2 separate regions of the Homo sapiens genome follow, and region 2 is linked to region 1. Evidence: chromatin contacts called from ENCODE Hi-C or POLR2A ChIA-PET data. All regions are on one chromosome and are shown on one strand. Each heading gives the region's core, a stretch centred on a gene start or an enhancer-like site at or near the end of the contact. The rest is flanking DNA. Distances are from core to core; before and after follow the strand shown. Region 1 has its middle 440 kb from the start of JARID2-DT. Region 2 overlaps LOC105374945 (a long non-coding RNA gene).

Region 1 (7,631 bases), core at 1,760-4,259:
AGGAGCCTGATCACAGCTCACTGTAACATCCGTCTCCCGAGTTCAAGCGATCCTCCCACCTCAGCCTCCTGAGTAGCTGGGATTATAGGCATGCACCACCATGACTGGCTAATTTTTGTGTTTTTAGTAGAGACAGGGTTTTGCCATGTTGTTCAGGCGGGCCTTGAACTCCTGGCCCCAAGTGATTCACCCGCCTCAGCCTCCCAAAGTGCTGGGATTACAGGCGTGAGCCACTGAGCCCGGCCAGAACTGGAGACATTTCTAAATGTTATGTGAAATTGAGAGTGGTCTCCATCTAGCTATGAGGGAACCACATGTGATACAGAGAAAAGAGAATTTGATTTTGTGTTAGAGGAGCTTCTCCACTACTTACTACCAGTGTAACTCATCGGGTGACAGTATTTTCATGTCTAAAAATGGAATAGCAATGCAGGAGTGCCCTGTAAATTACTGAGAAATGAAAGTGCCTGGTACACTGCTTGACCCAGAGTAACTAATCATGAATTGCTAACTCAATCAGAAATGGACTTTTTAAAATGCTAACATCTGTTCTAAAATGAAAAGAAGAACCTAGAGTGACACGGAGAGAAGGGCTGACAGAATGTGATACGCAAAGACTAAGAAAATGATGCCTGGGCAGAAACCTACCTCTGCTAAAAAGAAGGGATTTCAGAAAACATGAGAAAACTGGCAAAGCCACAGCATGAAGCGACAGAGAAATGTGTAGGGATGCTCTGAAGCCAGAGGGGATCTCCAAGGACATGAACCCAGGAAAGAAAAAGAATAATTCATTGAATTCCTCTAGGAGCAGGACAACGGAGCAGTCTTAGCCTAACAGAGACTGGACGGTGCATAGGGATTATTTTCAGCCACAGATGAGGGAGGGGACTTGCAGAACTTCAAGGAAATCTATGAAGGGAAACTGGAGAGTGATACAAAAGCCTGAGTTAAACTGCATAAAGAATAGTTTGCAATTCTACATACCTATCATTTGCCAGATAGTTGCAGAGTTGGCCCCAGTAGATTTCCATATGTTGTGCTAAAATCGCACTGGAGGCTGACTGAGCATTTGTGGCTTTTCAGAGATGCCAGTTTTGGTGAGGGGGTTGGGGGTTGCTGGGGGCAGTCACCTGCATCGTGCAAGGATAGAAATAAATGATATCATCCCTAGGGCACAGAAAGCAGAGCTGTGGGGGCCTCTGGGTCGTGTCCCTCCCCGCTGCCACTCCTGCACACCTGTGCTAGCAAACACTCCAGATTCTGGTCTCTGGGCCCACCCGGAGCCTGTGCTGTTCCTCGACTTGTAAATTTTAAAACCTTTTCTTTCTTTTTTTTTTGATATAGAGTCTCGCTCTGTCATCCAGGCTGGAGTGCAGTGGCACAATCTTGGCTCACTGCAACCTCCACCTCCCCGGTTCAAGTGATTCTCCTGCCTCAGCCTCCCGAGTAGCTGGAACTACAGGCATGTACCACCATGCCCAGTTAATTTTTTTTTTTTTTTTTGTATTTTCAGTGGAGGCAGGGTTTCACCGTGTTAGCCATCTCCTGCCCTCATGATCTGCCCACCTTGACCTCCCAAAGTGCTGGGATTACAGGCATGAGCCACCGCTCCCGGCCCTAAAACATTTTCTTTTGCAGAGTGAAAGACCAAGTAATCTGGAGTCCACCAGCCCTCCCCTCACTTGTGTACAGCAGTTTGGTCACTGCAGAAACATCCACCCTGGCTGGTGGGTAAATACCCCATAAGACAGAAAAATGACTTCCTCCAAGGGACTCCTGATAATTAGACAAGACAGTGGAGAAATTCCTTCCCTGAGCCCCTGATTTCAAGGCCATGGCTACATCCATGATAAGGTATGTTTCTGCTTTGCTTTCTCCAGAGAATCAGGGAGAAATCCCACTCCATCCCACCACTACAGCCCCCGGCTCGTGAGCAGAGCTCACGAGGTGGTGGTACCTTCTCCATCCCCACGCCTGGGGCACAGGGAAGAGCAAGGAAATTCTCAGAACAATGCAGCATAAGACATGATTTCTCCATGGGTCCCAACCTTCCCTTTCATGGGTCTCCAGTCCTGCCTCCCATTCTGCACTCTGCACCCCCATCTTTGCAGAGCCATCCCTAAGTCACACGCACCGTGGAAGAGAGGAGACAGGGTAACAGCACTGTGCCTGCCACCTGACCACAAGCCCAGGCAAAACTGTGGTTTGACCCACATGGGGCGGGCAGATGGCTCTGTTAATGCCTGTGCTTCCCTCGGACCGCTCCAAGCCCTAAGGCATGAGGGAGGATCTGTCAGCACAGGCAGCTCATCCACCCGGCTCTCACCACCCAGTTTCAGCAGGACTGAAAGACCGCGGTGCACTTTTGCTTCCCTGGACACTCAAAAAGCTCAGTGATGTTTATTTTCCTTTGCTCAGTCTCCTCTTTTCACCACCAGGACAGTGTGAAGTCAAAAATCTGTGCTCAGCACAAGACACAGCAGAGAAAGAGGAAGAAACTGGCACAAAATATTTTCTCCAGCGTGCTGCCTGGGGAGCCTGGCTTTGACTTCGACATGTGCTGGAGGTGTGGTGTCCAAAGTAAACCTTTTGAACTGTTTTTTTGGAACCTCCAAAAAGACCTCGCACATCAAAGGGGATCTGATCCCCCATGAGGTGCATAGCAGGCATCGTTAAGCATTTTGCATGAATCAAACACCTTCTGAAAAAGAAAGGAAGCCCAAACTCATAGCACATGGCCAGCCCGTGTCCCCGACCACAGGCAGCCTCGAGCACATGCTCACCACATGGCTTCGCCTGGTTGGGTGGAATCAAACCCTGCAGAGGCACAGGGGCTTCTCCATCACAGGAGCCGCTCTCTGTGCACTCCCAGGCTGGGATACAATGGGGCTGCTTGTTGGAGCAGCCTCACGACCCCGGCCTAGGCCCGCCTCAGGGGAGCCCAGGCAAACTCTGACTCCAGTCACAAGGGGAGCCCTGCTGGGCCGCCCCACCCCAAACGCCGAGGCAGGATGCAATCTGGGGCTGAATACAGAGTCCAGTGTGAGTCCTTGGCACGGCGCCCAGAAAGCCACGCAGCAGCGATGGGCTTGGTGGAGAATTCCAGGCTCTGAAAGAAAGCAGAGCAGGGAACAGAGCCGGAGCCTTGAGCCTCTTCTGTCATCTTCCCTCCTGGAATTCATTCGGCTTACCACAGGCAGCTGCAGCCATGGGCAGAGCATGAGCTCAAACTTCAGAGGCCATGGTTGCCCAGACAGTCCCAGAAACTGATGACACGTGCTTCTCTTGACCTGCCTGAGGAGGAAGGAGCTTTCAGGCCCTTTCCCAACAGCTATGCTACCTGCACAGTGGCAGCCATCCTTTGAGGGCAGAAGGAAGGGATTTAGAAATCACTTGTGCCCTCTCAATAACCTTCAAAGTGCCCGGGAGACACCAAACCTCAGATTTCACTGGAGGTACATACAGCAGTTTTTAAAACAAGATTCTGGGCCGGGCGCGGTGGCTCACACCTGTAATCCCAGCACTTTAGGAGGCCAAGGTGGATGGATCATGAGGTCAGGAGATTGAGACCATCCTGGCCAACATGGTGAAACCCCATCTCTACTGAAATACAAAAAATTAGCCAGGCATGGTGGCGTGCACCTGTAGTCCCAGCTATTTGGGAGGCTGAGGCAGGGGAACTGCTTGAACCCAGGAGGCGGAGGTTGCAGTGAGCCAAGATCAAGCCACTATACTCCAGCCTGGGCGACAGAGTGAGACTCTAAAATTAAAATTTAACATTAAAATTTAAAAAAAAGGTGCTATCATTCCTGACAATTGCCTCTTTAAAAGTCGTCTTCTCTGGTTAGCAAAGTTCTAGGTTCAGGAAAAGAAAAGTGTTTAAAACCACTAATGCAACCTGATTGGTAAGAGTTTTAATTAGCAGTTCCAAAACTGTGCACATTCTGAGCTTTTAATTAATATGCACAATTTCCGTTGCATTTTACTTCAATAAGAGCTATATAAAACCAGTGAGTGGGTGACATTGACATTCCATTCAAAAAAGAACTAGAAGAAGAAGGGGGCAGGAGAGTTGAATTTGGAGGAACAGAGAAGGCAAATGAGTCTCATAATTCTCTAAATTATGCCTTTATAAATAAACATTGTCACCTACACCTCTCATTGGAAGCCCTTCAGCTCATGCCCAATCAACCCCTGGAATCATTTTAACACACTGACACCCTGAACTGTGGGCCCAGACGCTGGGGATGCCAGCCAGATAATCCTCCCCTCATTCCACAAATACGGACTGAGGATGCTACATGCCAGGTACAGGCAGGTACCAAAGATGCCAAGGTGAGAGAGTTGGTCCCCACCCTCCAAGGAGCTCATAGTTTTATAGATGATCACATAAGGAGAAAAACAAAAGCTCTATGTCTAGACCACAGACACCTCAGGGGCAGAAACACTGTCTCATTTATTCTTGTACTGCCGTCATCTAGCCAGGGTCTAAGCAGAGTAGGCAATTATTAAATGTCTGTTGAATGAATACAGGGTGAAAAATGTGTGCCTCCACACATACAGTGGTGCAGCAAAGCAGGGCAGGATCAACCCTGCTTGGTGGGGTAGACCCAGATGACAGTTTCCTGGCATGCTCAAGCAAGGCCACACCAGTAGTTATCCATGGCATCTGTTCTAACTGCTCAGAACCCAATCAGACAGGTTGTTAAATATTTTTATTATCATCTACCTGGAGAAAGGTGAGATCCCAGAGCTGGATCTTAAAGACAAAATGAGAGCCTCTTAAAGTTGGGAAGGACATTCTGAACACAAGGACCAGTGCAGACAACATCAAGGAGACCTGAGCTTTGCCACACAAGTTGGGGATTGGGAAGAGGGAGGTGGGATCCTGCAGAGCCTCATCTCCTGTGCAGGGTTGCTTAGACTTTATCCTGAAGGCCATGAGGGGTCAGCACAAGGCTTTCATCAGGAAGAGCCTTGAACACTCTGATGGAAAAAGAGACAGGTCTGGGAAAAGAAACAGTTGGAGGCTTTAGAAATGGGCAAGTAAAAAAATGTCAGAGTCAGAGGTAAGACATGGGCAGAAGGGATGCATAAATACAGGGATAATTGGGAGGCAGGCTCTCTTTACACAAGATTCAGGAATGTATTGGAAGCGGAGGATAAGAGAAGAGAGCTTGGGCAATGGGGGAGGCTGGGTTCCACTAACATGATAGGAAGCTAACCTGGGTAATGGGGCAAGGGAAGTGATGAGCACTACATGGCAGGTGTTGCTTTTGCCGGGACAGATGGAGCCCCCCCGGGGTAGGCCCTAGGGTTCTCGAGCTCAGGCAGATCTGTCTGGGATTTGCATGGGGTGTCTTCCACAATCTCATGAAAACACACATCACACACACACACACACACACACACCCCTTCCAGAGATTTCAGAATGTGGCATTCCCCTGATAAGAACACTTCCATGTTTGATGAAAACCTGATGCTAGTTCAGAAGACGCCACGGAAAACAGTGTACAATTAGAAGGCAGTGATGACACCGATGAGTTAGAGTTCTGATAAAGCTGACTCCAGGAAGACAGCCAAATAGGGAGAAACGCTCAAGCTTCATTTTTCATATATGTTCTGAAGAGTTCAGAAAGAAGCCCTGGTGCTCTCAATAACCTCAAGGAACCTTTTCCCCCTTTAAAGAGGAAAAGAAATTTTAAAAGAAACCTCCTTAGAACGTCCATCAAAGCCTTAGCCTGTGCTCGTTGCTCAGTCTAAAACACCCGCAGGCTTCCAAAACAGTGGTGGTCCCACCAGACATCTACCTGTTGAATTCTAAACAAGAAATCCTGAACGATCGATAGATGGATTGCCTTACTAGCTCCTTCCCTTCAGATATTTTTCTTGTGGTCCTGGCTTCCCCAAGAGACAAGAAATTCTTAGTATACCTTCACCTCAATCACTCTACCCTGGATTCAATGAATCCATTTCTATCTGGTGCACCCTGTAATTTCCAGGTGGAGAATAAAGCCCCCCAAAATATTCAAACCTATATGGTTGTAATACAGCCAAAGGGACCTTCATGATCAACTTGATCTTCCACTTGACCTGCCTGTGAATTAAGTCAGTCCTGATAGTCTCATTTTACTACCCGGCTGGGGCATGGAGAGAATAAGTAAGTCGTGTTACCAAAACACCAGGGGTTTGGTCTAGGACCTGCTGCTCGCCGCACAGAAAGCCAGTCGCTGACATCATGAGTATTGCCAGGAAGAAGGCTTTAATCAGGTGCTGCCAATGAAGAGATGGGAGCTCAGTCTCAAATCCGTCTCCCTGACCCTCTGAAACTGGGAGTTTATATAGCAGGAAGAAAGGTAACAATGTCTAAGAAAACAGAAGGAAACAATCACGATAAATGAGGAGTCTGGCATTTCACTGTCTGGATGGGAGAATCTGGTGAGTTTCAGTTATTTGATACTTTTTGAGAGGTCTAGGGATCCCTTCCCAAGGAAGGAACTCAGATAAAACAAATTTGGGTTTCAAGCTTTAAGACCAGAAAGTTCAATTTCTATGTTTATCCAAAAACACCTTTCTATGGGACTCTTGGGTGGGTTTCAGTAGCACCAGACAATGCCGCAAATTGGCTGTAAGAGCTCAGCCTTAGCATAAGGGCTCCAGTTAGGATGGTCAGGAATCCCTGCCACTTAGAGAAATGAATTCTAGCTATCCCTGTGAAGGGGGCAGTCTGTGTATTACTTTGCCAACTATTAGACTCCCTTCAGTTCAAATACAAGGTGGACACTTAAGCCAGCCCAGGCAAGCTGTCCTGGAAAAGGTGCACACTGAGGGGTTCACAGGCTTCTTAGCTCAGCAAGATCTTGTGTCTTACAAACATAGTTGGTACTTGTTACGTGAGGTAGTTCTGTTCTACCCGGAACACTGAATTAGTGAATACTGAACCATTGCTCCTAGGGAAAAGACAGGTTAGGTTGCTGTGAGCATTTAATTAGAACATTCTTACCAACTGAGCAATGTGTGACCTTTTATATGTGTGTTTCTGTTTAAAGACACCTTATTTAACATATATTGTTGATTTATGAACATCGAACACATGCCCAGCAGCACTATAACTCATGCCTAAAGGAAGGTTACCCAACACACGCGTCTTCTCTGTAGGGCATATCACAGCCTTCTGGCACTTAGGGACACTAGACAGCTCTTCAGAACCACACATGGAGGCCACGTTAAACAGGAAAATGACCATAAAAAGCACGAAAATGTGAAAAATGCAGCACCAAATAAATCATAGGAAAAACACGTGTTTACAGGATGAAAGCTGAAACAGGAAGGCAGAGTGAGGTCTTGTTGCACCTCGGCTGGGAACATGCCCACTGGGCAACTGAAAATTGTCCCCACTCTGAGCATGTCTGTAAATGACTGTGAACACACCAAGAGTATTGATTCGGAGATTGCGAATACATATCAGCAAGTAGGCAAATTTGCAAATACACAACCGGTGAATAATGAGAATGGACTCTAGGTTGTACTGTAACTCCTTTCTGGAACCCAGCTATTCTGTGGACAATCTAAACTAGATGTTTAAATACATTACTGCTTAAGAGAGCACATCTTCAGGGTCACTCAAGCCA
Region 2 (7,631 bases), core at 3,433-5,932, 61 kb after region 1:
GAAATCATATGTGGCTTAAGATTCCTTCCGATGGCTGGGATTTGAGTAACTCCTGATCTCTTCACTGTGGAATAAGAGAATAGTTATTGGGGTTTTAGAAGAACAAATAACACTCCTGTCCCCATTCTCTTCCCAGCCCCCACCCAGCTTCAAGTGGGACCAATTAAAAGACTCAGAATCAGACAGATGGAGATCAAAATATCTGCTTTATTTCTGATAAAGCCGATTGGAGTCTGAAGCTTAGAGCTGGAAACAGATGGGTTTTCTAATATCTGCCCCCACCACAAAAGGAAACCATGATTAAACCCACATACCAGTCACAGCAGGCCTAGTCAAATGCAAGCTCCTCTGAAGCCAGGGCCACTTACCGTAGGGCCGCAGAGGGGACTTGGTTTCCTGAGGACAGCCACACTCAGCAGGAACTTGCAGGAGGGAACCCTCAGTCCACCCAACCAGAGCAGCCACTGGGGAGGTGGAGACAAAAGGCCAGTAATGTCCCTCCCCAATAGCTTTCCCCTCCCCAAGCAAGGAGGCTCTCATCCCTCTAAGCAAATGTAAGGAGAGGGAGATAAGAAGGTTCTACTGGGCTGGGCGCGGTGGCTGTAATCACAGCACTTTGGGAGGCTGAAGTGTGCAGATCACTTGAGGTCAGGAGTTTGAGACCAGCCTGGCCAATGTGGTGAAACCCCATCTCTACTAAAACACAAAAAATTAGCCAGGTGTGGTGGTGGGCACCTGTAATCCCAGCTACTTGGGAGACTGAGTCAGGAGAATCACTTGAACCCAAGAGGCGGAGGTTGCAGTGAGCCGAGATTGTGCCATTGCACTCCAGCCTGGGCAACAAGAGCAAAACTCTATTTCAAAACAAAAAAAAAGAATGCTCCACTGAGGTCTACCTTTGAAGGATAAAGTTATAAAGAAAATGGGACCTTTCTGGAAGGAAAAAAAATGTTAATCTAAGAAGAATAAAGCATTTATTTATTCATAAGCTTCCACCGTATCTGTACAAAACTCTAGGAAATAGAAGTATCATAATTGATTTAACCATTCCACAACTGTTGGGCAAATATATTTTAAGAGTTATCATTTAAATAATTCTACAAGGAACATCTTTATTTTGTTCTAATATGTTGGATGATTTTCTAGGAAGCATTCTCAGAAGTGGAATTATTGAATTAAACAATAGGAATATATTTATTTATTTACTCATTTATTTTTCTAGATGGGGTCTCACTTTGTAGCCCAGGCTCCAGCACAGTGGTACAATCATGGCTCACTGCAGCCTTGACCTCCTGGGCTCAAGTGATCCTCCCACCTCAGCCTTCCGAGTAGCTGAAACTACAGGTGTGCGCCACCATGTCTGGCTAGTTGTTATGGTTTCTTTTTTTTAGAGATGGGGTCTTGCTATGTTGCCCAGGCAGGTCTCAAATTCCTGAGCTCAAGCAACCAGCCTTGGCCTCCCAAAGTGCTGGAATTACAGGCATGAGCCACCAAGCCCGGCCAATACTTTTATTTAAAAAAAAAAAAAAAGAATGTATTTATTCATTCATTCAATAAACAGAGATTAAGGATTTACTTCATGCCAGGCTCTGTGCTAGGATCTGGATGAATAAAACTCAGATCTCTCCTTGCATAGAATTGATATTGTAGAGGAGAGATAACCACATTAAATAAGCTGTCCTTAAGCTCTAACCGAACCTTGGAGAAAGGGCAGAGAAGGCTTTGCAGGGAGGGGGCCTTAAGTGCTGCTAGGAAGGATGAGCGGGGCAGGGCAGTGGGTCCCCTTGTGCATAATGCTATTTTGCAGACAGGGTTCGCAGGCAGGGCATGAGAGGAAAACCAGATTGAGGGAAAAATCAGGTGCAAAAGTAGGAAAGGGAGCCAGGCTGTTGTTTGGGGCATGGGAAATATTTCTGTGTGGATGGAGAACTGTGCAAAAGGGAGGAAGGAGCACAGGTAATGTGAGATGAGGCTGGGAAGATATTCTGAGCCAGATGAGAAGCTTGATCCTTAGGCCACGACTTGGGGTGCTTGAGTGCTTTTTCAGCAAAATTGACATGATCCGATTGGCTTCAGAAAGATCATCCTGGCAGGAAATGAGGAGGATAGATTGGAAAAACAGAAACAGAGAGGAATTGAAGGCAAGAGTTAGCATGCTGTCCCAGGAGAAAGCAGTGACCCAGGAGACGACACAAAATTAGCACCAGGGAAAAGAAAAGCTAAGAGATGCAACAGACTTTTTTTTTTTTTTTGACACGGAGTTTCGTTCTTGCGGCCCAGGCTGGAGTGCACTGGCTCGATCTCGGCTTGCTGCAACCTTCGCCTCCCAGGCTTAAGAGATTCTCCTGCCTCAGCCTCCAGAATAGCTGGAATTACAGGCCTGTACCACCACGTCCGGCTCATTTTGTATTTTTAGTAGAGAAGGGGTTTCACCATGTTGGTCTGGCTGGTCTCGAACTCCTGACCTCAGGTGATCCACCCGCCTTGGCCTCCCAAAGTGCTGAGACTACAGGTGTGAGCCACTGTGCCCGGCATCAACAGACATTTTGCAGGTAGAATGAATGGTCCAGGAACAGTGATTGACTAGACATGGGGGGTGAGTGAGAGGTAGGCAAGGGCAAACGGTGTTCTGTCTGACAGTGGGGTTAAAACTGAGACTGCAAAGAAAACGGCAGGCAGACTTGGAGGGAGAAGAAAATGAATTCAGTTTGGGGCATGTTGTGATAGAGGTGCCTAAGAGATACCTAGTAGGATGTGTCCAGCAGGTGCCTGGAAGTAAGAGTGTGAGCTCCGGAGATAAGTCAGGGTGCAATCGGCTTGGTGGTTATCGGGATAGGACTGTAGGGGCAGTCTTGGGTATACTGTAAACACAGTCTGCTGAGAAAGCAATGAACCATTGCAGAGAAACGGAATGGTGCAGGAGAGCCAAACAGGCAATGAGTATCTGGAACAAAGATGAGCACAAGGCAGGAAATTTCAGCGGTGGGGGTGAGAGGGTGTGGGAGCTGAGGAAGAGGAAGAACCCTTCAGCTAACCATGGATGGGATAAAATTCTCCCCGCTCCTCAATGCCATACTGCACCTTTAGAATGTCTAGGCAGTCTTCTCCCCCACGCTTGCTTGTCCTGTGATATTCACCTCCTCTGCAACTGACAATCACTCAGGAGAGAGCTCCAGCTTCCTCCTGCTTATGTCTCTGGAAGAAATTTCTCCTCCTTTGCCATAGAAAGAGGAGCAAGAGAGCAGGATATGTGTTTGGGAACACACTTTCCCCCAAAACTTACAAAAAGCTCCGCATTTACCAGCATCAGAGGGAAATCTAATCTGTTTGTCTACGGGTTTCTCTCCTCCTCTATCTATCAGTGACCCCTGCCAGGATCCTTCTAGCCCACGCCATCTGCTCCCGTCAACAACCTGGCCACCCTCTATGCTCACCTTTCTTTAGCCATCAGATCTTGGCATAAGCTAATCCACATGCCTGGAACATCCTCGTTCCTTTCCATAAAATTTCAATTGATTTCTTCAAAATCATGCTTATGTCTTACCCAGTCTCTGATGTTTTCCTTCATTCTCCGAGTATGAACACAACACATGGCTCACATCCACCGTCCGTCGACAATAGATACATTATCTCTTTTTTTTAAAATAGAAATCATGTCGTTTTTCATAATTATTCAGAAAAATAAGCAGATTTTTCTAGAAAACTATCTGCCTGTAAGCATCAATATTTTCTTTAATTCATTCAACTGACCAATATTTATGGAGCATTGACTTGTTATGTCACATGACAGAGAATATTAAAAAATGAAAGTCAATAGAGAGAAAGCATTCATTACATGGGCCAAGAAACTAACTTGGGCCTCCTTTAGGGGGTACAGAACTTATATGTGAACAACTCCCACTGCTTTGCTTGATAGATCTGGCTAAAGTAGATTAGCCCCTCCTTTGTCTTCTATCCTGTACAGAAAGGAATTAACAAAGTCTAAAATATTGTGTTGGACTCGACGGCATCATTTTGGACATTCTGGCTTAAAATAATTGCTCTTTCCCCCACCCCGTTTTTTTAAAAAAATGAGAAAAGCCATATGTTTCTTGTGAAAAGTTGGGAAAAAATATTTCTAATCGCCATGGTCACACCGTCCAAAAAGCAACCACCGCTAACATTTGTGTATCTCTTTCCAGGCTTTTACCCAGCCATTTTTAGGGAGTTATGCCTTAATAAAAATGTATTACATTGAACATAAAATGTTATAGCTTGCTCTTTTACAAGTTAATATGATAGTATAAACATTTTTTTAGTGAGCATTCTTTGTGGAACAATGTCTCTGTGCCAGGGTGAGCTGGGACATTTTTCTTTCCGTCTGCCTCCCCATCCTCCACCACATCTCTATAATCAAGGGAGAAATCCTGGGCCCCCACTCTTCCCTCACTTCTCCGGCCCCTCCCGCCCCATGCAGGGGAGCAGAGGAGCTTACATCATCCTCTGCTGTGACCACAGCAGCTTGAAAGAGCTAAAAAGTGGTAGATCCTTAGCAAATGACTGAGGCTGTGAAATTTTTAGGGCTGAAGAATGGATGAAGGGACAAGAACACCCTTATTTCTATAGAAAGGAGTTCAAGGGAGCAGAGTGTGGCAACAGGAAGTTCTAGACACTGAAACAGGAAGAAATGAAAGAAGTTGTGAAAAGAAACGTCCACTGATGTGGGGGGGCATTGATGTGTAATATCCTCTGACTAGTGAGGGGTGTCCATTTCCCTCCCTGGTCACATGCAAAAGGTGGCAAGAGCCTCTTGTAGCCCACGCTGTACAAGGTGAAAAGGAGCACCTCTCTGAAGGCTATAACCCAAAGGAAGACAACTATACTATGCTCCATCTCAAAGGCCCACAAGTTCCCACTTTCCATTTCCAGAGAATCCTTGGAGACAGATTCTGTGCGACAGAAAAGGGGCCTTTGGTGTGGGTTATATTTGTAATGCAGTGATACCTCCCAGGACTCCCAGTGACTGGGGAGGAAAGCACATCCCTCCTGCCTGTTCGGGGCATTGTTTCACCTTCATGCACCTAAGGAAGGTACAGGCTGCTTTTTGGAAGGGTGAAAGGTGGCCAGGTGCAGTGGCTCAGGCCTGTAATCCCAGCACTTTGGGAGGCCGAGACAGGCAGATCACCTGAGGTCAGGAGTTCAAGACCAGCCTGGCCAACATGGTGAAACCCCATCTCTACTAAAAATACAAAAATTAACCGGGCGTGATGATGCATGCCTGTAATCCCAGCTACCCAGGAGGCTGAGGCAGGAGAATCAATTGAATCTGGGAGGCAGAGGTTGCAGTAAGCCAAGATCACTCCTGCACTCCAGCCTGGGTGACAGAGCAGGACTCCATCTCAAAAAAAAAAAAAAAAAGAAAAAAAGAAAAAAAGAAAGGTGAAGAGTACTTGCCCTGACACAAAATGGCAATGGCTGTAGAATACTACAAAATGGCCACAGAATACTACACAGTGAAACATCTGCTTGTTCATCCTTAACGTCCAATGCAATAACTCCCTATCTTGTCTGTGCATTGGATCACCTGAGTAGCTTCCAAAACTACCGATGCCTGTGTGTCCTCCATTACCCACCCAACCCCCAGCTCACCCCACCTCCCCACCTCCCCCCACTCCCATGTCCAGGGATTATTATTTAATCCATTTTGTGAGTGGCCTGAGTTTAAAAATTAATGAAAGATATCCGGAGGATGCTAAAGCATGTCTGAAAAGTGTGGGAACCATTGCTTTAATGTGAGGTCCTCAGAAATTACTTCTCCTTGTAGGCAGTCTATTGCCATTGCCTGGGCCAGCTCCTTCTAGGCAGTCTATTGCCATTGCCTGGGCCAGCTCACCTCCACAACGTTAATCTGGTATGTTCTGGAAAAGCTTTCTAGAATATATCCAAAATAAGAGGAAATGAATTCAGAACAATGCAAGCAAAGTTTTTGAACTGTAGAATCCTAATTTTTTTTTTTTTTAATAAACTGTGTCTGCTCTGAGATCTCAGCTTTTTTCTGGATAGCTGAGCTGATTGAATAAGTGAACACCAGATAAGTGGAGTTTCATGTTTATACCTGTGATGGATCATGTGTTTATAATGCATATGCTTCTAGATATTTAGCCTAAAATTGATGCATTCAAACAAGAGTGTTTTTCCCTCTTCCTCTCTAACCTTCACCCAAATGGAGAGTTTAAGCCACTCGAGAGCAGGCATCATATCTTGAATCTGTCACCATGTGACATCTTAAAGAGAAACTTTACATCCAGTGAGTTCCCAGTAAATGTTCAGAGTGTTCTTAACACTCTTGACCTAGCTAATGGGTCAAGAAGCAGCCACAGCTCCTATGTGGCAAGGCACTGCTTATGGAAGCAGGGCCTGGGGTCCTTCTTGGAGATACCAAGTGAAATCTCTTCCCAATTAAATTGTTTCAGATGAGGACTATCACCTGTTCCCCGGGGAGTGCCCTATTAGAGACCTAAAAGCAATGAGTTCATCGCTCAACAGTCATTTAGATGAGAAAACAATTATTTTCATCACTCTAAGCAGGAAGCTGCCCAGAGCCAGAACAGGTTCTCTGAGCATCCTTGAGAGACCTGGACCAGGGAGAGAGCTGGTCCTCACGGCTCCTGGCTGATGCAATCTGAGGACATTCCCCAGAAGACATACTCCTCACTTCTCAGTTTAAGAAAATAAATTAGAAGTTAAGAAAGCATCATCCTACTTTGACTTTAGAGACAGAAGACAGATCCAGCTCATGATACCTCAGTTCAGCATGTGGCAAAGGGCAGAGGCCCTGAGCTCATAGGTCCCACCATGGGGGAAGGAAATTCTGTTGGTACCACTGCCACAGCACACAAGGAAAACCAAAGCATTCTTGCCCACTGCCTTGTCTTTTTTTTTTAACCTTCTTTAAAAGCCTTTTTTCTCTTCTATCAGAGTCCTTCACAGTGACGTATTTAATGAACAGAACACAGAATCCAGTCTCGATGGGTTTCACATCGGTGTGCTACAAGGGATCCCCCAAAACTCTTTATCAAGAAATAACTTGGCTGGGCAAGGGGGCTCACGCCTGTAAACCCAGCACTTTGGGAGGCTGAGGTGGGCAGACCACCTGAGGTCAGTAGTTTGAGACTAGCCTGATCAACATGGAGAAACCCCATCTCTACTAAAAATACAAAATTAGCCGGGCATGGTGGCGCATGCCTGTAATCCCAGCTACTCAGGAGGCTGAGGCAGGAGAATCGCTTGAACCCGGGAGGTGGAGATTGCAGTGATTCGAGATCACGCCACTGCACTCCAGCCTGGGCAACAAGAGCAAAGCTTCGTCTCAAAAAAGAAAAAGAAAGAACTTAAAATGAACATTTAATGCATGTGCATTCATTTTGATCTTAAGTGAAATATATCATTGACACAGTTGGAGAGATAGATAAGTTGATGGGAGAGAGAATTGTATTAAAAAAGGAACCAATAACAGGGTATTACAAGACTCCAGAGAATCACAAGTGTGGTGGCATCATGACACAAATTGCGCCTGTGGCCACCTTCTGTGTGTAGATGGTTCTGAGAGTCTTTTTTGTAGAAAGCAGCAGTCCTCTGGCCATTTTCCTTCC

The links. Hi-C counts contacts between places; a loop is a spot of excess contacts on that map. ChIA-PET counts read pairs that join two places held with the same protein, here RNA polymerase II (POLR2A). Pooled maps may share reads with other maps.
Region 2: a map of cardiac septum shows a loop between it and region 1 (2.1-fold over the local background). The contact joins two enhancer-like sites. A Hi-C loop is called at or near these places in 2 of 168 maps with a recorded cell type or tissue (astrocyte of the cerebellum and cardiac septum) and 1 of 50 pooled maps. POLR2A ChIA-PET finds 5 or more read pairs at or near these places in 3 of 52 experiments (GM12878, activated CD4-positive, alpha-beta T cell and activated T-cell).

What each region holds. Positions count from the first base shown.
Region 1 is chr6:14,801,847-14,809,477 of GRCh38, forward strand. No RefSeq gene overlaps it. Among named protein-coding and RNA genes, the nearest start is that of JARID2-DT, 440 kb to the right of the region's middle. RefSeq lists an enhancer at 2,538-3,373 and a silencer at 2,892-3,186. Within about 2 kb of position 3,010, at least 10 of the 41 ENCODE cell types and tissues checked have a DNase peak (open chromatin) inside an H3K27ac peak, as active enhancers do.
Region 2 is chr6:14,861,254-14,868,884 of GRCh38, forward strand. It overlaps LOC105374945 (a long non-coding RNA gene), which reads right to left. Exons shown (of 5, transcript XR_007059473.1): 3 at 3,082-7,631; 4 at 369-464; 5 at 1-64. Among named protein-coding and RNA genes, the nearest start is that of JARID2-DT, 380 kb to the right of the region's middle. Within about 2 kb of position 4,683, at least 4 of the 41 ENCODE cell types and tissues checked have a DNase peak (open chromatin) inside an H3K27ac peak, as active enhancers do.